Linked DNA regions of Homo sapiens: region 1 is linked to region 2. Evidence: chromatin loops called from intact Hi-C (ENCODE). Cell type or tissue: endothelial cell of umbilical vein. All regions are shown on one strand. Each heading gives the region's core, and the rest is flanking DNA. Links, peaks and the distances in the headings are about the cores only.

Region 1 (10,008 bases), core at 577-8,576, 180 kb before region 2:
ATTGTCCAAAAATACTGGCGGTGTTATGTGTGGGCATAGCCCCAGGAGCTCCAAGAAAGACTAGAAAAAAATCCTAGGGCCACAGCCTAGGAGCGCTTCTGAAGGTCCTATTGTTGAACAGACAGAGTGGGGAGAAGGCAGCCCAGACCGTTCCGAGACCTTGCACTGCGGGTGAGGCCAGTGACCCTCAGGTGGGCCCTGTGTTGCTGAGGGCTGGGCAGTAGAGGCCTATGCTGGGAGGAGTTCTAGGTGCCCACCTGCCACGCTCCAGGGCTGATGCGCCTCCATGAGAGAAGCTAAACACTCCTTCCCTAGCCCTGCCGTCTCACTCAAATTCTCATCCTGCATGTCCTCATGCTCTTGGAGTCCATTCCAACTTCCCACAATCAAAACAGGACTTGCTCTTCCCTAACAGCTCAGCATCCCCTTAGTCAGGGAACACCCTCCCAGCACACAGATTAGAAAGTCTGGCGACATTTAGGCACCGCCTTCTCTTTCCTGAGGCTGCTCTCTCCTCTCCATCCAGACCAACCCCTCAACACCTCAGTCTGCCTCCCCACTCTCTTCCCCAGATGCCCATCTCATCCTCCAGGACATGTCTCCTGTCCCCTACTTCTGTCTCCTGTCATCCCTGGGACGACGTGGTCTGAGGATTCCATATGAATTTCTTCATACGGAGAGTTTTCCTGAACAATCTGGCAAGTCCATTTATGTATGCTCCTGGAGTCAAGCTTTTTCATAAATTTTTTCTTCTTTTTTAATAGGAAGAAAAGGAGAGTAGTTTTGAGTTTCTCCAGACTGGCAAAATGACATGTGTCCTCCAGCCCTGGCCCATGTCCGGAGTGGCTGGCAGGATCAAGACATGACAAGGGCCAGCTCAAGGGTGTGGGTGGTGAGCCAGGAGTCTCACGTTCCTACCTCGGTTTGGAATGACCAGCTTGCAAGGCAGGGCCAATGGGATGATGGAGTGCTGGTAGACCAGGGCAGACAGCGATCCTGTAGGGAGGCAGACGGCATGTCATGGGCAGTGATACTGGAAGCCAGAAGGGAAACCTCCACCTCTACCCTTACACCGATACACACAATCTTCCACTTCTTTATTACCTCTACCTCAACCCACCACCAAAGCTGAAAATTCACACCCTCTTGTTGAACAAGATCCAACAGAGAAGATTCCCAAGGTTCACTCTCGCAGTCATAAAGTTACCTAACAACTTTCCTTTGCAGAAAGTTCCTCCTAACATCGCTCCTAATGCACCCCAGTTACTGGGGCTCCTCTGAGAACAGGGCAGAAGGATCAGAGAATTGTGGGATCCAATCCCAGCTCAGTCACTTCTCACCTGTTGGTTCTCAGGTAAATGTAACTTTGATGACTCTCGTTTTTTCATGTGTCAATTCCTCCCTATTAGGGAGGATGACCCCTACCAAACAGGATGGTTGTGAGGCCAGATGTGATAGAAGGTGCTGAGACTGTGACATTCACATGGTAGGTGGTCAATTAAGGCAGCTGATTTTACCATTGTTACTCCAGTTATAATGATAACAAGTCCCAGCTGGGTCGGACAAACACAGACTGCAGTTTGGCAGAGTTAGGAGCCGCACTGCGGAGGGAGAGAAGCTTTCATTCATTTTCTCTGCTGAATTTATGACAAGGGTGACTGGCAGAGCCTGTCAGAAAGAACTTGGGGTCAGACCCCTGGAGGAACCCAGGACAGGACCAAGACTCAGGCCAGACTGTAGAGATGGGGGCAGGGGGACAGCTCACCGAAGTTTGGCTCATTGGGGCAGCCCTTGAGCTTGACTCCTCTGGGGCCAGTCTCTATCAGAAAATGCCTGACCAGCTCATGGGTCATGTCTCCTGGGACAAAGAGAAAGAAATAAGGCTCAGTCCCTGCCCATGGCTTCCTCCCACCACCTCCCAAGACTGCTTCAAAACTTCCGCAGTGTGCGGGGCCAAGATGGGAGAAATGACTGAAGAGAGAACGTGGCTGGAGCCCCATGGACTGCAGAGCCCACTGCTGCTCTCCCACCCCTCAGGAAACACATGGCAGGCACCCAATCGTCCTGCTTTCCCAATCTCTGACCTCAACCATCACCAAGCCCAAGACACCCTCTTCCGAAGAGCCTGATGGGAGTTAAGGTCCTGCCCAGCACCCTGGGTCCCTCCAGCACCTCCAGGTTTAGCGACTGTAAAGCTCACCTGGTCCTGAGCCCCATTCTGGGAGATGAGGTTACCTTTTTTATTCTGCTGCATGATGGTTGGAGGTGGCGAAGACACCTTCATGGCCAGCCCGTACGCGCCTCGGAAGGAGTGACTGTCGCGGATGATGAAGGCCCCCGGCTCCTGGTCCTTGAGGAGCGCGATGGCTGCATGGGGAAGGGACAAGGAGAGAGGAGGAAGCAAGACCTCGGTGGCGCTAGTTTTACTTAAGTCTCATTGAGCCTACCGACCTTCGTTCTTTCTTAGGTGAGACAAATTTTCTTTAAAGTTAAAATTTAACTACTCCTACGGGTCTTCCTGTACTCAGGTTGGCAAACTTATTCTGTTGGGTTTTTATGTTTGTTTTTGTGAGACCGGGCCTCACTCTGTCACTCAGGCTGGCATGCAGTGGCACAATCATGGCTCACTGCAGCCTCAACCTCCTGGGCTCAAGTGATCCTCCCACCTCAGCCTCTCCAGTAGCTGGGACCACAGGCCACTATTCAGTGTGTGCCATTTTGCCTGGCTCATTTTCTTTTTGTTTTTTGTAGATTCAGGATCTCACTATGTTGCCCTGGCTGGTCTCGAACTCCTGGCCCCAAGTGATCCCCCTGCCTTGGCCTCCTGAAGTGCTGGGATTATAGGTGTGCACCACCACACCTGGCTGGCAAACTTACTCTGTAAATGGCCGGAGAGTAAATATTTCAGGCTTCGCAGGCCATGCAGCCTCTGCTACAACTACTCCACTCTGCCACTGCAGCAGGACAGCAGCACAGGGAGGATGCAAGCCAGCAGGTGTGGGGGCGCCCCAGTAAAACTTCATTTACAAAAGCAGGCAGCATCCAGATTTGACCCATGGGCTGCCGTTGCTGACCCCTGTCCCACACCCAGCCTTCCCCTGAGAATCATTCCCCTATTCCCAACTTTGTTCTCTCTCCCTGTAAAATGCAAAAACCTCCCACATCAGGCAGACAGAGAGCTAAGGTTTCATATTATCTTAGCAGACCTTTTACTTTGCCCAGGAAAACCAAGGCTTTGCTGTTTTTAAGAACCCTTCCAAGAGGTGTCTACAACTACTGCTTCTGTGTTCCCACACTTCACTGCAGGAAGTGCTTCCTACTGTCCAGCTTCAACCCCAGCCCCCTCTGTGATGACCCCCTGCTACAAAGAGGACTGAATTTGCCTCTGTTCCTTGCCCAGGGAAGACACAGCAGGCCTCAGCCAGCTATGGCCTCTGATGCACCACAGAGCCCAGCACTCACCCTGCTCCCTGGAGATCTCAGGCTTGTACCAATACTTAGAAGTGTCCTGGACAAACTTCACTTTAGCCCGCGTCTCCGGGCTGTTGTCTAAAGCAGGAGAAGGGAAGAAAGTGTTATGGGTTAAATTGTGTTCACCCAAAACATACATCAAAGTCCTGGCCCCCAGTGCTTGTGAATTTGACCTTATTTGGAAATAGGGTCTTTGCAGATGTAGACAAATTAAGATGAGGTCACACAGGATTAGGGTGAGCCTTAATCCAGTATGCCTGTATGCCTGGTGTCCTTACAAGGAGAGGAGACAGAGATACACACAGGGGAGAGCACCATGGAAGGTGCAGGCAGAGACTGGGGTGATGCGTCTACATGCCAAGGGACACCAAGGATGCTGGCAGCCACAAGAAACTGGGAGAGAGGCCTGGGACAGATTCTCCCCTAGAACATCAGGAAGGAGCCAACCTTGCCAACACCTTGATTTTGGACTTCTAGCCTCCAGAACTGTGAGAGAACATATTTCTGTCATTTATAAGCCACTAAGCACATGGTCCTTTGTTATGGCAGCCCCAGGAAACTGACATCAAAAGCTGATGTCCTCGAACACCATGCGAACACAGTGGAAGGGACCTTCGGCCTCCTCATCCATCCCCTATCCCCTGCCCGCCATCTGGGTGGCTGAGCCACCTCCTGGTGGAGGGCCTGGCACTGCATTCCCACAGAGCCCACTGAAAGCCTTCCTCCACCCCGTGTCCCCCTTTCCCTAGAAGACTGTGACTAAAGCCTTCCTACAGCTTTTCTCCCATGGCCTAAAACACTTGCTTCTAGAACCTTTCTCCACAGGTTCAGTTTCTCAACTTCAGCATACCCACCATGAAGATGAGGGCAGAAAGATCCATTTCTTCCCCCTTTTCCCCAGGCCTCTCCTCACTTTCCACAGGGAAGGCCTATGTTCTGCATCACATAGAACAAAAAAAAAATCACTTCTCTTTGGATCAAACAGGTGATGGCTGGCCTAGAATCTAGAGGCCATCTACTGCATGTCAGGCACCCCACTTCTCAGGCAGACAGCACCCCCACACACACCCATGCCCAGACTCTGCAGACCTTGGGAATTTGTCATAGAACATTAGATTCTGGAGGGAGCTCAGACAGGACACAGTCCAACTGCCTAATTTTACATAAAAGGAGGAATTCAGGGATGAGAAGTGACTTGCCCAAGTCACACAGATGGTGACCTTGGTAAGAGGCCCTAGCAGTCAGTTTAGGACCAGCTAAACTGTATCTTCCTGTCTAAGCATCAGGATGTGCGGCCCTCACTCTCAACCTCTTCCTTCAGCTTTTGGCACCAAAGAAAACACAAAAAGGGAGGGAGAACAGAAAAAGATGAGGATTCCACATTTTTCCTCTCCTGTCTTCAGAGACAGAAGTTGGCATGAAAGACACTGCAAAGTTAAGAGAGCAGATCAGGAGACACAAGTTGTGTCTCCAGTGCTTAGTCAATTTCAACCTATGATTTACACTCCCTTATGCTTCTGGGATCTGTCTCCGGGCGAGTGTGAGGGGAGAGGTCAGCTCCCTTTCCTGGCAGCCGTGTGCTAAGGAAGGTCTCTGGGTTAGGCAGCTGGGCCATGCAACTGCTGCAGGCTGCCTTTCTCTGTCTGAAGCCCCAGGCCCCACTGCTGCCGTGGCCTGTTTAACGAGCTGTCAGAGGCGGCTGCAGTCCCACGTGCCTTCCTGTGTTGACTCCAAAGGCTATTTTAAGCAGGGAAGATGGTGGGAAACAGGAAGTGTCCCAGCTACTAGAAGTTTTGCATCCTTCAAGGAGAGGGGCTGGGAACCAGATGTCCCCGGTGGGCGGCAGGAAACAGGCAGTGCAGGGTCATTCTAGGTGTCCTGGCTTGGCAGGCTCAGGGCAGGACCTGAGAGTGACGCCGGGAGAATCTAGGGAGCTGGGGCCCATCTGAGGCTGCCCAAAACATTCTAAATCTGCCTCAAACATCCAGGGCCACTGTGCACACAGTCAAGTTCAAAGTTGGCCTTTGTGTTTAGACAATGAGCTTTCTAAGTAGAGGCAAAGGTGGCAAGTTCTGGCGATAAGTGAAGAATTCACTGCACAAACCTGCATGAGTTTCGATGAAGTTGGGTCTACGAGGAGTGATGTGGCACTGTGGGGCTGGCAAAGGTATGGAGATCCAGGTTTGGAAGGCAGGTTTTCAAGGTCATGCTAAATATGACCCCCAAGATATGGACACATGATAAAGACAACTCCAGTGATGCTTGAAGACCATTAGTTTTGGGGTGGCGTGGCCTGGATTGGAAGCCTTGGCTCTGCCATTTCTTGACTGTATGATACTAGACAAGTGACAGAGCCTCTAAGCCTCAGTTTGTAAACTGGGGTTAATAATATTAATACCTACTTTACTAAGTGGCCAAGAAGCTTAAATGACACAGTACTCAGCTCAGAGCCTGGCACACAGCATGTGCTCAATGAGTGGTAATGGCTATGAGGACGATGATAATCATAACAGTAATACTATTCATTATGATTTTTATCATCCTCATCTGTATCCACATCCTCATCTCAGCATCCACAACCACAGCACACGTATCGTAAGGATACCTCCAACTCTCTTTATACGGATAAAGAAACTAAGTCCCAGAAGTCAGTGATTCACCCAGGGTCGTCTGCCAAGAGAATGTCAGAATAGACACTGGGATAGATATTTCACTCTTCTACTTACTTCATCAGCAGGAGAGGTGAAAATGGAAGGGGGAGAGGCCCACCTGGCATGGAGTACTTGGAGAAGTCGGGCAGAGTGTGGGAGAAGGAGACGGTGCTGCCCCCACTGGGACTGGACATGCCGCTGGCGACAGGCGAAGACACCTTCCCATTGATGGTGGCATAGTTGGGGAGGCTGCCTGCCCGGTCTCCCACTGACATCCTTCGCTTCTCTGGCAAGGCTGGTGTTGGGCTCCCTTGCCGGAAGGCTGCGGAGTCTGGTGACGGGGAGGTGGCAGGGCTGCTCAGGCCAGGGTAGTAGGCAGGGGAGACAGGGAAGGAGGGCGTGGAAGGAGCCTGGTAGCCAGAGGCACTGCTCTGCCGGGACAGTGTGGGTCTCCGATCCTCCGGGGTAGAATAGCCACCATAGGCCACATGCCGGTCCAAGCAGGGGCTGCCGGGAACCACAGATCCAGACCCTCCGAGGTGACGGCCCAGGCTGGGGCTTCCAGGGCTGGCTATTGCATTGCTATGAAGACCGGAGGCCAGGTTGCCTTGGTGAGCCCCAGGGTGCCGGCCCAGGCTGGGACTCCCCGGGGTGGTGGCCACTTTGTTGTGGAGGCCAGAAACCTGGTAGACCCCTGCTGGGTGCCGACACAGGCTGGGGCTCCCCGGGGTGGTCGCTGCACTGCTCTGGGGGCTGGAGACAGTGCTACCATGGAAGCCAGTGCCTGGTGGACCCATCATCTGGTGATGGCTCAAACTGGGACTGCTGGGGGCAGCCATGCTGGGATTGATGGCCCGCCAGCCGAAGCCAGGACTAGGGGGAGTGTTGGTGCCCACTGTTCTGTGGCGCGCCTGAGGGCTCCCAGGCACCGTGTGGACGCCAGCCACACTGAACTGAGCTCGAGCCTGGCTTTCCGGAGAGGAGCTGAAATGCTGAAGTGAGTAGTCGGGGCTGCTGTAGCTACTGCCCACAGTCGGGAGAGGAGAAGAGCTCTGGTAGTTTCTCTGGGCAGACGGGCTGGGCTGTCCCAGGCTGCCTGAGCGGAAGCCAGACTCCAACAGAGGCTGGGTGGGCGTCCGGGGACCCTGGTCACTGCTCTCTCCCGACGGGAAACTCCCCACTGAAGTGCTGCAGAGAGATGGCAGGTTGCGATGTCAGTGGACAGAACTGAATGAAGGGTGGATTTACAGCAGGCTGTCTGCCCTCCCTCCAACCATGAACAACAGTAAGAATGGTCCCACTGGCAGTGCGGAAGGACATCAGGGTTTTATACGTTACCTTACAGAACCATCAGAAGAAGAAACTGAGGCTCAGGGAGGTTAAGCAGTAGGCTTAGTACCACACTGCTTATAAAAGACCAGGGTTTCAACTTAGCTGTGTCTGATTCCAAAGCCCACGTCTTCCCCACTGCACCATGCTCACTCCTGAGCCATGTCAAAGTGAAGAGCCCTCTCCTATCGAAACTGGAGGTGGCTGTCATGTTATAGCCTCCAGCATCACAGAAATTCCTAATGGAGTTTCCTGGCTCCTGTTCCTACTGGGAGTAGCCCTGTCTTGACTCAGTTTCCTCAAGTGTGATATCATCATCCTTAAACATTGACAGAGAGTGCTAGAATTGGGCTTTCACTCCTAGATGGCTCCAAAAAAGCAAAGACAAGGAATCACAGGGGAAGGTTTCACATCAGGGGATTTGAGGTCATTGTAAGGTCTGCTCTCCAGCCACTGGGGATGTGGCCACCAATGGAGAAAGCTGTCTTGCATGGTAATGAGGCTCCTGTCATTAGGAGCATTTAAGCAGAGGCTGACAGACCTATTGGCCTGAATGCTGTAGAGGGAATTTCCTGCATTGGGAGGTTAGATGAGATGAGCTCAGAGGTCACTACCAATTCTGACTCTGAAACAACTCAGTTCAGAGGAGACTATACCTGGGGTAATTGCCACAGTCAAAGGTTCCCTTGTAAAGTTAAGTCTAGGTCTGCATGGAGTGACAGATGAAAGCACAGCAGTACAATGTGATGGCCAGTGAGTTTTTTTGCTTATTAAAGTTTTTCCATGTGGAAAATGACAGGACTGGATTAGGTGACCCTGACTCCTTCTAGACCCAAATTTCTATCCAACTATGGTGAGAGAAACAAAGGTTGACAGGGGCCTTACATAAACTAGTATGTAGGGAGGGAGCAGGCAGGCTGTGCACCAGGAACCCCCCATGGGGAGAGGTCCTTACTTAGCCAATGGGCCAAAACCTGGAGCTGCAGGCTGGAAGGATCTTGTTGTGGGCTGGCCCTCCCTGGGCCAGGCTGGATAAGCTCAGGTTCACGGGGTGATATGAGGTTTTGGTTGGGGGTGTGCTCTTGGGCCAGGCAAGAGCCAAGGGCAAGGAGAAGGTCAGGGGCCAGGCTAGGGCAAAGTCTACCTTGCATCCCAGAAGGGGCCAAAGCAGAAGGCCACCTCCTGGTATAATCCAGAATAAACTGGATTCTGAGGAGTGGGAGACAGAGCCAGGCTGAGCAGGGTGAGAGAAGGAGACACTAAAATGGAGTTCTGGAAGGCTAATCCCAGGGGAGAAAGGCTAGCTTCCTGGAAAGGGCCAACACTTCAGCAGGAGGGATTTGAGTGAGAAACAATGAACAACTTCCTAATGCCAGGGCTCACTGAACATCAACAATGGGTGGCTGGGACAACTTAGGAAAATCCCCTTTCCTTTAAAATAGGAAATGCAACCCTCGGCCAGAGTCAGGCCTCCTGAGCAACGCAGGCTGCTGCCTGTTAAGAGGCTGGGGAAGGGGAATGCTTGGCTTAGAATCCAGAAGACAGTTGCCTCTGCTCATCTGCTCCCCTAGTCATCCCATGGTGCCCCCACTTGCAGGGGAGGCTCAGCATTGAGCCAATGTAGACTGTGCAGCAAACTGGACCCACTGGGCCTGGCAGGGGAATTTGCAGGCTCTGTGACATCCCAGGCTAGGGAGGGCAGTGGGCACGGCGAAGAAGGGATGGTCAGGGCAGAGTCTCCCCTCCTGGGGGCGACACCTCCTAGGTCCTCCTCCTTTGCCTGGCACTCGATGCCTTGCCTGAGCTGATTGCAACCCTCCTTTCCTATGCCGTCATCCCATCTCTTTGTCCCCTCCACCTTCACCCCCACTACCCCAGTCAAGCAGCTCCTTGCTGCACCCCTCCACTAAGCCTGTCAGCAGGGACTGTCACCCACCTCTGGGCTTTCATCTCTGTGTGATGCACTCAGAAATATGGATGCCAGCCATCCATCCACCCAGGCATCCCCTAATGGCAGGCCACATGCCCTCAGCCTCACACTCCCAACATGGCCACAGCCCAGTCCTCTGTCCCTGCTGGGCTGTCCTTCTGGAATGCCCTGTCTCTCTTTCTTCATCTTTCAACATCCTGCTACTTCCTCTACACCCTTCACAAATGCCTCCAGCCCTCAGAAATCCTCGCTGCATCCCTAGCCAGAAATAATGGCCCCTTGTTCTGAGCTCCAAGCCCTTCACTCATGTGTGGGCTTTGGGCCCATCTGACTCTCATCCTGTGCAGGGAGGGCGCCATGATGCAGGTCTGGGGCAGAGGATAGAGATGCGGGCTCTGGAATCACACGCTTCCACCTGAATCTGATTTCTGCCACTGCTTAGCTGTGGCACCTTTATGCCTCAGGTTCCTCTTCTGAAAAGTGGGAACAATAATAGTGCTCACCTCCTAGGATTGCTGCGAGGATTAAATAACTGCATAAAGCACTTAGCAAAGTGCCAGGTACCTAGGATGAGCCCACTACATAAGTCATTACTGTTGGTAGATTTTCAACTTGGGGAAGGACTTT
Region 2 (10,008 bases), core at 1,395-9,394:
GGCAATAATGACAGCCAAGCCCCGGGCCATTCCAGGAGCTCATGAAAATAGCGATTGAAAAGCCTGGCAGACAACAGGTCCTCCGCTGAGTCTGACTCGGGGCCTCTTAAAGTTGCCTCTGAGCTGCCACAGGAGAGGGCTGGGGCGTCCTTTCTTTGCAGAACTCCCAGTGCCAAGCACATGCCACCCACACGACTCCCACACACCAACCACATCCCATCCACATGCCTCAAAACACATCAGCCATGTGACCTCAATGCACCTGCCACAAACCCTCCACACAGCTTCTACATACAGACCACATGCTATCCACACACCAACCACACACCCTCAGCACACATCATCCTCACGCCATCCACACACCAGCCACACACCCTCAGCACACATTATCCACACACCAGCCACACACCCTCAGCACACATCATCCACACACCAGTCACACACCCTCAGCACACATCATCCACACGCCATCCACACACCAGCCACGGACCCTCAACACACATCATCCACACGCCATCCACACACCAGCCACAGACCCTCAAAACACATCATCCACACACCATCCACACATCCTCAGCACACATCATCCACACACCATCCACACACCCTCAGCACGCATCATCCACACACCATCTATACACCAGCCACACTCCCTCAGCATACATCATCCACACACCAGCCACATACCATCCACACACCAGCAACACACCCTGACCACGACCTCCACATGCCACCACACACCAGCCACACACCCTCAACACACATCATCCACACACCATCCACACATAGGCCACACACCAGCCACACACCCTGACCACAACCTCCACATGCCACCACACACCAGCCACACACCCTTCAAACACATCATCCACACGCCATCCACATGCCAGCCACATACCCTCAACACACATCATCCACACACCAGCCACACATCGTCAACATGCATCATCCACACACCAGCCACATGCCATCCACACACCCTCAACAAAACCTCCACATGCCACCACATACTAATCATGCATCTTCCACATGCCACTCACATGCCACTCATATACCTTCTTCATGCCACCCGCATGACACCCATATACCTTCTTCATGCCATTCATCCTCATACAAGCTGCATGCCATTTCCATGCTACCCTCCACCTGCCATGCCCACCACACCCACCCACATGCTTGTCATCCAGTGAGCTCAGCATCCTCCACCAGATGAGAACAAGGCGTCAGGTTGGGACCCCAAGGATGTGTGCACAGCAGAGTCCCAGCCTGGCCCAGGCCCAGCCATCTCATTCCCCTGATGGGTGCTCCCATCCCCCACAGCCCAGACCGCTGCTCACCTTTGCAGGTGCAGCCTTCCTGGGTGATGACCTGGCGGCAGATCCCACAGGGCTTCACCTTCTTGAAGGTCTTCACCTTGAAGCGGTGTGTCTTGGGGGCCTCCAGATCCTCTGGCTGTGGGAGGAGAGGCACAGAGTCAGCCCTGGGTAGAAGGCTGGGGTCCTGGGGAAGGAGTAGAGGAGCCTGGGGGAGAGGTAGGCAGGGACAGGGAAAAGGATGGCAAGAGCCCCTCAGGGTCCAGAGGAGGGAGGAGGGCCCAGGGACAGAGAAAGGTGTGGGGTGACAGGATGTTCATCCCAGACTCAGGTGGGGCCCATGGCCTGAGTCCAGACGGCAGCTGGAGAGTCCAGCTCCAGGGACCTGCAGCCCCCGCATGGCTCCTACCTTGGCTTTTTTTCATTTATTATGAAGGCATGGCTCACACACAGCAGACTGCACTCATTTTAAATGTGTCACTCGATACGTTCCACACATACACCCCACAGAGCCACATCCCCGAAGACTCCCTCATGGCTCCTCCCAGTCAGTGTCCCCTCGCCCCAAGGTTAATACTATTGTGGCTTCCATCACCAAAGAGTCATGGTGCCAGATTTTTAAACCTCCTCAAGATGGAATTATCCAGTGCATAGTCTTGCGTTTGGCTTCCTTCACACACCATGAATCTGAGGTCCCTTTGGGTGGCTGCATCCAACACAGCTTCTCCTTTGTCTCTGCCGTGCGCCGTCCCATTGTGTAGATGCAGCAGGTTTATTTGTCCACTGTACTGCTGATGGGCCTTCGCTTCTCTAACCCATGGCCCCACAGTGCCATTTCCCCTCATTCTCTCCCCATTCCACCCTCTCCACCATCCCCTGCCCCAGCCCGGAAGGCTTCTTCCATCTTTATTTTTATTTTCAATTCTTTGCATTATGAAAACACAGAGATGTGACTATCCTTTTCTAAATGACACCACCTCATGCATGAGAGGCAGGCTGGTGGCCCAAGCCTTCCTCTGAGCCTGACTTACCATAAAGCCCTGGGTCAGTCACCACTCCACCACTACCACAGGCCTCAGTTTCTCTCTCTGGATGGCACCACACCCCTGGAGCTCTGATAGTCTGTCCTTTGAAATCACATATGGGAACATGCTCTAAGATGCAAAGCCCTGCACAGACACTGCCCACCTTTTGGGCCCCACTGCGGGGCAGGGGGGCCTATTCAGAGGACTCCCCACAGAAAGCATCCCCTGCCCCAGGCACTCACCCTGGGGTCTAACCTGATTCCCTTCCCAGCTGTAGCAGGAGGGGGCAAGACACAGACACCAGCAGCTCCCTCTCTCCCCTCTCCCAGGCACAGACCTCTCTGACACCCCTCCACACACGTGGGCGCACACACAGAGACATGATCCCAGCCTTGCAGTGTGCAGAGCAGGTGGGAGGAAAATCCACTCATTCCTGTTCCCCTCCTTGCACCTGCTCCAGAGCCCCCTGGGTCTGAAATAGAGGCTGGAGAGGAGGACTGTGAGTCCAGAGGAGGGAGAGTGATGGTATCCCACACACAAGCCAGCGTGTCTAGGACTCCTATCTGAAGACACTGCAGAGGTGAGTCCTGAGTGACAGAGACTAAGCCATAGAAAGACAGAGAGAAAAACAGACAAAATGAGACCGAGTCAGAGGCAGAAAGCCAGAGAGGCAAAGAGGCAAAGGCATAGAAAGAGAGGGGGACAGAGAGAAAGAGAAAAGGACAGGGGAGAGAGAGGGGTGCGGGAAGCAGACAGGACAGAGAGAGAGGAGCAACAGACAGACAGAGAAGAAAGAAAGACCAAGATAAAGGCAGACAGAGAGAATGAGAGAGATGAGACAGAGACACGCAGAAACTAACAAGGGGGTCAGAGAATGAAAGAGAGACAGAAGGACACAGGAGCTCCCAAAGGCCAAATCCAGGAAGATCAGAGCATCAAAATACATGATGATAGGAATGGCTTAAATGCGTCTTTGCTGACGATCAGAAATGCAGTCATCGCCACATAATGACAGTGGTCCCATAAACTTATGATACTGTATTTTTAGTGTCCCTTTTCTACATTTAGATATGTTTAGATATACAAATACTTACCACCTGTTACAGTTCCCAGCCTACAGCGTTCAGTACAGTGACATGCTGTGCGGGATTTTAGCCCGGGAGCTATAGGCTATACCATACAGTAGCATAGGTGTGCAGTAGGCTGTACCGTCTGGGTATATATAAGTACTCTCTATAGTGCTTGCACAATGACAAAATCCCCCAACAACACATTTCTCAGAAGGTATCCCCATTGTTAAGTGACTCATGACTGTAACTGAATAAACAAAATTTGATAAGGCACAAGATACTTACGTCATCTCCAAGCACCTCCCCACATTATACTTAGAAATTACAAAGAAGAAGAAAGTAACTTTTCCTGGCTTCCTCCACTTTAATCAAGTGATCAAAGTTAACATCACTGCAACGGTAATGGGATGATGAAGCCAAGCTGGGAGCAGGGGTGCACTGAGAACAGACGCCGCTTCTGCGGTATCCCTGCCAGAAAGCCTCAACCTGAACCTAATCATGAGGAAACATCAGGCCAACCCAAACTAAGGGACAACCTACACATTAAACGTCTTGGAATCTCCGAAAGTGACAAGGTCATGAAAATCAAGGAAAGGCTGAGGAGCTTTCCAGACTGAAGGCAGCAAAAAGACTTGGCAACCGAAAGTAACGGCGGCTTCTGAACCAGATTCTGTTGATGCCCACAAGGACATCACTGGGACCACTGGCGGGACTTCCCTGGGTCTAGACTGAATGGTATTAAAGTATCCATGTCAATTTCCTGATTTTGATAGCGGGGCTGGTCAGGTAAGAGAGTCCTTGTAGAAAAATCAGGAAAGTATTTAACGGTGGTGGGGCATCATGTCAGCAACTTACTCTCAGAGTTCTGGAGGGGACAAATGTTCTTTGCACTGTATTTTCAACCTTTCTGAAGTTGGTTAGAAATTCAAAGAGAGAAGCAGACAGAGACGTCAGGGATGGGGGAGCAGAGACAAAAGCCCAGGCTAGAAGTGGGGACTGCGGAGGGTGGGGAGCTGGAGCCCAGCAGTGCCCCCTGGTGGTCAGGGAGGCCTCTGAGGGGTAGATCCAGCCAGCCACCTCCTGGGTTCTGATATTCCAGAGAGCTAGGTTCTAGGAGCTTTGGCTGGGGCTGGGGTGAGGGTGGGGCAGCTCTGGGCCTCACTCTCTGACCCCCATCCCACAAGAAGGGGCAGGTAAGTCTCCTCTGTTCATCTATCTCACTTCCCCTGGTTTCCGTCTCGGGCCTGGACTTGGGGGACTTCCCTTAGATTTCTGCCACAAACATTCCAGGGTGGGGGCCCTGGTCAGTGTCAACTGCAGCAGTCCAGGCCTGGGGGTGGGGGAGGTGCAGAGAGAGGACCTGGGGTTCAGTTTAAGGGCTGTCTGGGGGAGGCAGAAAGGAAACCCTAAAGCCAGCTCTCCTGGTCCGACTCTGGCAACCCACAAGCCTGTCTCTCCCACCCCACAAAGTCAGGCAAAGCTTCCCATTGCCACTTACCCAGCAAACTTCCCTCCCCATGCCCCATATCCAGCCCTTTTCCCAAACCCTAGGGATATAGGCCTTCTTCCCAAAGCACAGTTGGGGCAGCAGAGTCTCCCAGAAGAGAGCCCTGGCAGCCCAGTGACCCCATGGGTGGCATGTGCAGCCTTCCAGAACAGCTTCTCCCAGGGGCCCCAGTTTTGCCTGCCCTGGCAGCCCAGCCCCAAGAAATCTGAGTTTACAAAATATTTCCCCCCTGGGGCCTGGAGGGCAGGGACAGGGCTTCAGGTCCATCTCTGCCCTTGCTTAGGCCTCTCTAAGCAGCCACAGGGGATGCCCCAGGACATTCCTGCCCCTCAGCCCTACTGAGTTCTGGCTCTGGCTGAGCGAGCACTGAGGGAGGAGTCTGGAGAACTGCCTTCTAGGCTATGTGGCATTGAAAATATCAGTGACCTTTCCTGAGCCTCACAGTCCCCACATGAAAATGAGGAGTTTGGACCAGACAGTCTGAGTGTAGAGAGAGGGGGAAATGACACAACATTCCCTTTGGAATGAAGGGACTGAAAGTGATGGGGGTGGGACTTGCAGATGATTCAGAGAGTGGAATGAATGAGGAGACATCACTCCTCCAAGGAGGAGGCTGTGAAACTCTGGTAGGAGCGAGGGACTAGCTCTGCCACCTCCAGGCAAGTGGCCCCCAGGCTCTGCTGGCATCCACTTAGTTCCGCTGTGAAACAGGGACACTGCGCTGGTCTTGTTGAAACAGCTGTCCCATAGGTTTGATGTTCCCAGGATGCTAGAGGAGAAAGTCTACGGTCGGTGAGCCTCCTATCCTCAAATATATGAAGGAACAGTTATTGTAAGTAGGCACCAGACATCATCTGAAGTTCAGAAGGCAAAACCAAAACCAGGGGGCAGGCACTGCAAGAAGGCATAATGAGACTCAGTGGGGAAAAAAAAAACTTAACAATCAGATGCAAAAATATGGGCTAAGAAGAAAAGCGGGGTGCCTGGTACCTACCCAGCCCTCCCCCCGGGTTGTTCTGCAGGTACAGGCAGAGGATGTAAACAAGCCCCAAAAAGTGCAAAGTGCTTTTCAAGGGTAGTGGCTTGTTAGGGCAATGATCGTCACTTTTCCTGACAAGTGGCAGACGGCCTCACGGAGCACACCCCGGGGCCCTTCCTTTGCTGGCTGCAAAGGAACCTACTTAGGGAAAACTCAGGGGCAAAAGGAGACACAGCCACAGCTGGGAGCTGCCTGGTCTCTCCACACCCACACCCCTCAACCCCCACCTCTCTCAAGAGCCAGGGCCCAGGAAAGGGGAAGGGCTCCAGCCTATAAGTCCTTCTTCTCCTCCCTCCAAGCCCAGAGCTCTAGCCCCCACCCTGCCACCAGCCCACCCAGCATCAGAGGGCTTTCGTGGCCCTCGGGGCTTCCTCTCCCTTCCCTCCTTCCATGCAGCCCAGCTTTCCTGCCCGGGCCGCTCAGCCAGAGGGGTGTGGCACATCTGGCTTGGACAGCCTTGGCGAGAGTCCTTGGCCCTGGGGTGGGAAAGTCTGTTTGTTGGTTCCTCCCTGCCCCGTGGGGGCAGAGCAGCAGTGAGGGTTGGGTGGTGATGAAAGGGGGTGATAGACCCCGGGGTCCCCAGCTCCTGAGCTCCTCCTACAAAACTCCCTCAGCGCTGCCTCCCACAAGCCTTCCTGTGGCCAAAAAGCCCTGGATGATGTGGGGAGAGGGCCAGAGTCTGCAAGCCAGAGAAGGGGATCTCCACACACAGGCCTAGGACAGACCTGGGAGGTCAACTCCTGTCGCACTCACTCAGCCTCCTGGCCATCCACTGCCCCATGCCCCCTCACCCTTAGGCTGGGAGGCCTGGTGGGCATCCAGCGTCGTTTATGTGGGGAAGGCTCAGATCCCCAGTGGGGCTGCCGGCTGGCTTCTGGGAGTCCCATGGGCACCTCAAATCCCAGCTTCCTCCAACCCCACTTCACCTTTACACACACAAATCCCCCACCCCCATGCCCTAGCCATGTTCTTGGCCTGACCATGTTGTTGGTCGCCCTGGGTGGAAAGCTCTGAGTCACTCTCAACTCCTCCCTGCACCTCCCCCACCCCCAACTAACCAGTTGCCAAATCCTGTGAATTTTGCCTCCTAAACATTCATCGTCCTATGCTTTCTAATCCTACTGCCTCTGCCCTATATCAGGCCTTGGCACTTCTCCCCAGGGCTCTTGCAGCAGCCTCCTGGGCCCCGACACCAGGCCGCTCCCACCCATCGCCCCTACACAGCCTCCCAGGATCACAACTACAGCTCTGTAAGGTCTGGCACCTCCACTCACCCCAAATGCTGCCATGTCTTCCCAGATGTCCAGAATAAACCCTGCCCTCCCTGGAGCCAGCAGGAGAAGAAGTATTGGTCCCTACCCAGCCCACCCTGCCAGTCCCAATCCCCAAGATCCACTTCCCGGCTCCCTGCCCTGTGTCCACCCAGGCTGCTCCACGCTCTCCAGCCACCCGCCACCCCACTGCACCTCTAAGACTCTGCCCAGAATGCCCTTCCTCCCCTCTTTGCTTGTCCAGCTTCTAGGCACATTCAAGGGCCTGATTCAAACCTCATCCCCTCAGCAGGGGTCTTCCCAGATACCCCTGGACCCCTGTCAGAATCCATATCCCTACCCGCTGTCTCCTCATTTTAGTTTGAAAAGTGCAAAAGCTTCGGAAAAGATGAACACGCATGTTCCCTTCTCCTATGATCACACTCAGAAATTCAGCATCAATACAATCCCACTGTCTAATACAGTCATTCTACTGCCCCAAGAATGTCCATGAGAGCCGGGGCATTGTTTTCGTTTTCATTTTGGATTCAGGACACAATCAGGATCCTGAACTGCCTTTAGTGGCTGGGTCTCTCATCCTTTAAACTAGACACGTTATCCACCTCTCATTTTTCTTTCTGACACTGATGTTTCTAAAGGTTACAGGACAGATGTTTTGCAGAATGCCCCTCGATTTGGATTTTGATCACTTCCTCATGCGTCAGTGCAGGCTAAAATTCTGGGGAGGAATATGATTACCTTAGTGTCCCCTGCTTTTCCCAGTCGCTCTTTCTTTGAGCCTACAGCAGTACTTGCTGCAGTCTAACGGCCCCTGCACTTGTTACCTGGGCAAAGTGCTTAACTTGCTCTGCCTCACTCTACTAATCTGTTCAATGGACCAATGACAGTCACCTCCCATAGGCTGTTGTGAGGATGAAATGAGATTATGCCGTAAAGTCGGTGGAATGGGGCCTGGCGCATGGTGAGCGCTCAGCAGCGGTGAGCGATTCGTGTTGTCTTTTCTGTGTGTGTCAGATTACCTGCCAGGTAGACGTGTCAGACACACATCTGCTCTGTGTCCTCTGAGTCTAGCACAAGTCTGAAGAATCACATGGGTGAAGCTACTGCCTGGCCTCTGTTTTCTGTAGTGAAATTATACCCCATTCCCATGAACCAGCCCTCAGAAGAAAGAGAACGTGGGGCTACACTTGTTACAAGCCAAGACACCAGGTGACCAGGTACTGTCATCTTCTGGCTGAGGAGATGCTCTTGGTCTCCAAGCACCAGGAATCACCAAGGAAGGAAGGAGGGCAGACAGTGACATTTCCCCAGCACTTCCCAGGCCACTGCCCAAGAGCCTTTAGCTCCTGACTCAGTTTCCTGAGTGAGATAGATGAGTTCTCTCCATCAGTGTCTCTCTCTCTCTCTCTCTCTCTCCTGAGCGAGATGAGTTCTCTCCATCAGCATCTCTCTCTCTCTCTCTCTCCTCCTTCCTAATGCAGGCTGCCCACATTTCTGAATATCAAGCCCATTTTCTGCACTGAAACGAAATCATGTCCTGTCGTGGAACTGCTCAGAGATGGGGCTAGTCTGAGGCCCCATCAGTGGGGCCAGGCACTCTAGTGAGGGATTGGACTGGATTTCCTCGTTTAATCCTCACAATGACGCCCTGCGCTGGAGTGAGGAACTTTCCCAGGGCCTTTCCTCCATGGCCCTGGGCCTTGCTCTGTCGCCTGGGCTGGAGTGCAGTGGTGTAATCATAGCTCGCTATAGCCTTGACCTCCAGGGCTCAAGTGATCCTTCCACCTCAGCCTCCAAGTAGCTGGGACTACCAGCGCATACCACCATGCCCAGATAACTTATTTATTTTTCGTACAGACATGGTCTTACTATGTTGCTCGGGCCAGTCTTGAACTTCTAGGCTCAGGAAATCCTCCCTCCTTGGCCTCCCAAAGTGCTGGGATCACAGGTGTGACCACTGTGCCTGGCCAGATTCATCTTTAGATCTAGTTTAAAATTCACCTCCCGAGGAGTCTTTCCTGACACCTTCTCCCTACAGTCCAGGTTAGGTCCCCCTTACATCCCCCAGAGGTTCCCTCTTGGTAACACCCATCCTGCTTGCAATCATGTGCCAGTATGTGCAAGCAGCTTGAAGAGAGCAGGCCCTCCATAATAATCCGTGAAAAGGATGGAAAGCTGCGTGGGGGGTGTGGTTAGAAAGCCAAATGATGGGATGCTTCTTCCATCACACGACCTCCCCAACACCATGCCCTGACCCTGGGCTGCCCGCCACAGTCCTCTTCGCTGACTTAGGGCTCATGCGTCATTCTCAGGGCTTGATTCCCACGGACCCCACATGTCCTGCCCCAAAGCATTCCCAGAATGGAGAAGCCTGGCAGAGGATGCAGCAGATGGGGTTGGAGTCTTGACTCTGACTTGCTGGGTAGCCTTGAAAATGTGCCATCCTACAAGAAGCACTAACATTTCTTGAGCTCTTACATGTGAGAGACACTTTTCTAAATGTATGTGTGGATTAGCTCATTCAAAACCGAACAACCCTATAGGTAGGTGGGGAAACCAAAGCACAGAGATGTGAAACTACTTGCCTATGGTCACACAGCTGTCAAGTGACAGGCCCGGGATCCAGCCCAGGCATTGCACTCTCGGCCAGCATGCTACACTTCCTTTCAACACTGCAGAATAAAAGGGCAGTGCTCTTCCCAATTTTGTGCCTCACACATTACTTTGCAAAACTTTGCAAAAGGAGAGTCTTATTTCAGACCCTGGTGATTCTCATGCAGCCC

The links. A loop is a pair of places that touch in the nucleus more often than their neighbours do. Peaks named below come from ENCODE experiments on the same cell type or tissue, not always from the same donor. Only the 100,000 strongest peaks of a DNase experiment are listed, where the experiment ranks them.
Region 1: it touches region 2 in a loop (6-fold over the local background); 2 of 110 quality-filtered maps call a loop at or near these places.

The regions. Positions count from the first base shown.
Region 1 is chr2:217,811,450-217,821,457 of GRCh38, forward strand. TNS1 (tensin 1) reads right to left here. Exons shown (of 33, transcript NM_001387777.1): 24 at 6,241-7,310; 25 at 3,463-3,549; 26 at 2,236-2,367; 27 at 1,766-1,858; 28 at 919-996. Among named protein-coding and RNA genes, the nearest start is that of SNORA115, 17 kb to the right of the region's middle. RefSeq lists enhancers at 1,928-3,127, 8,686-9,186. In endothelial cell of umbilical vein, for the core only: no CTCF peak of the experiment used is centred there; a DNase peak (open chromatin) is centred at 5,102; H3K27ac peaks cover 2,126 bases.
Region 2 is chr2:217,989,605-217,999,612 of GRCh38, forward strand. It overlaps TNS1 (tensin 1), which reads right to left. Exons shown (of 33, transcript NM_001387777.1): 2 at 1,338-1,452. TNS1-AS1 (TNS1 antisense RNA 1) reads left to right here. Exons shown (of 4, transcript NR_135524.1): 4 at 2,799-3,011. Among named protein-coding and RNA genes, the nearest start is that of TNS1, 8.4 kb to the right of the region's middle. RefSeq lists enhancers at 4,350-4,399, 5,010-5,509, 5,911-6,689, 6,690-7,467. In endothelial cell of umbilical vein, for the core only: a CTCF peak has its summit at 4,431 (motif pointing left); DNase peaks (open chromatin) are centred at 3,817, 4,337 and 5,407; H3K4me3 peaks cover 236 bases; H3K27ac peaks cover 2,998 bases.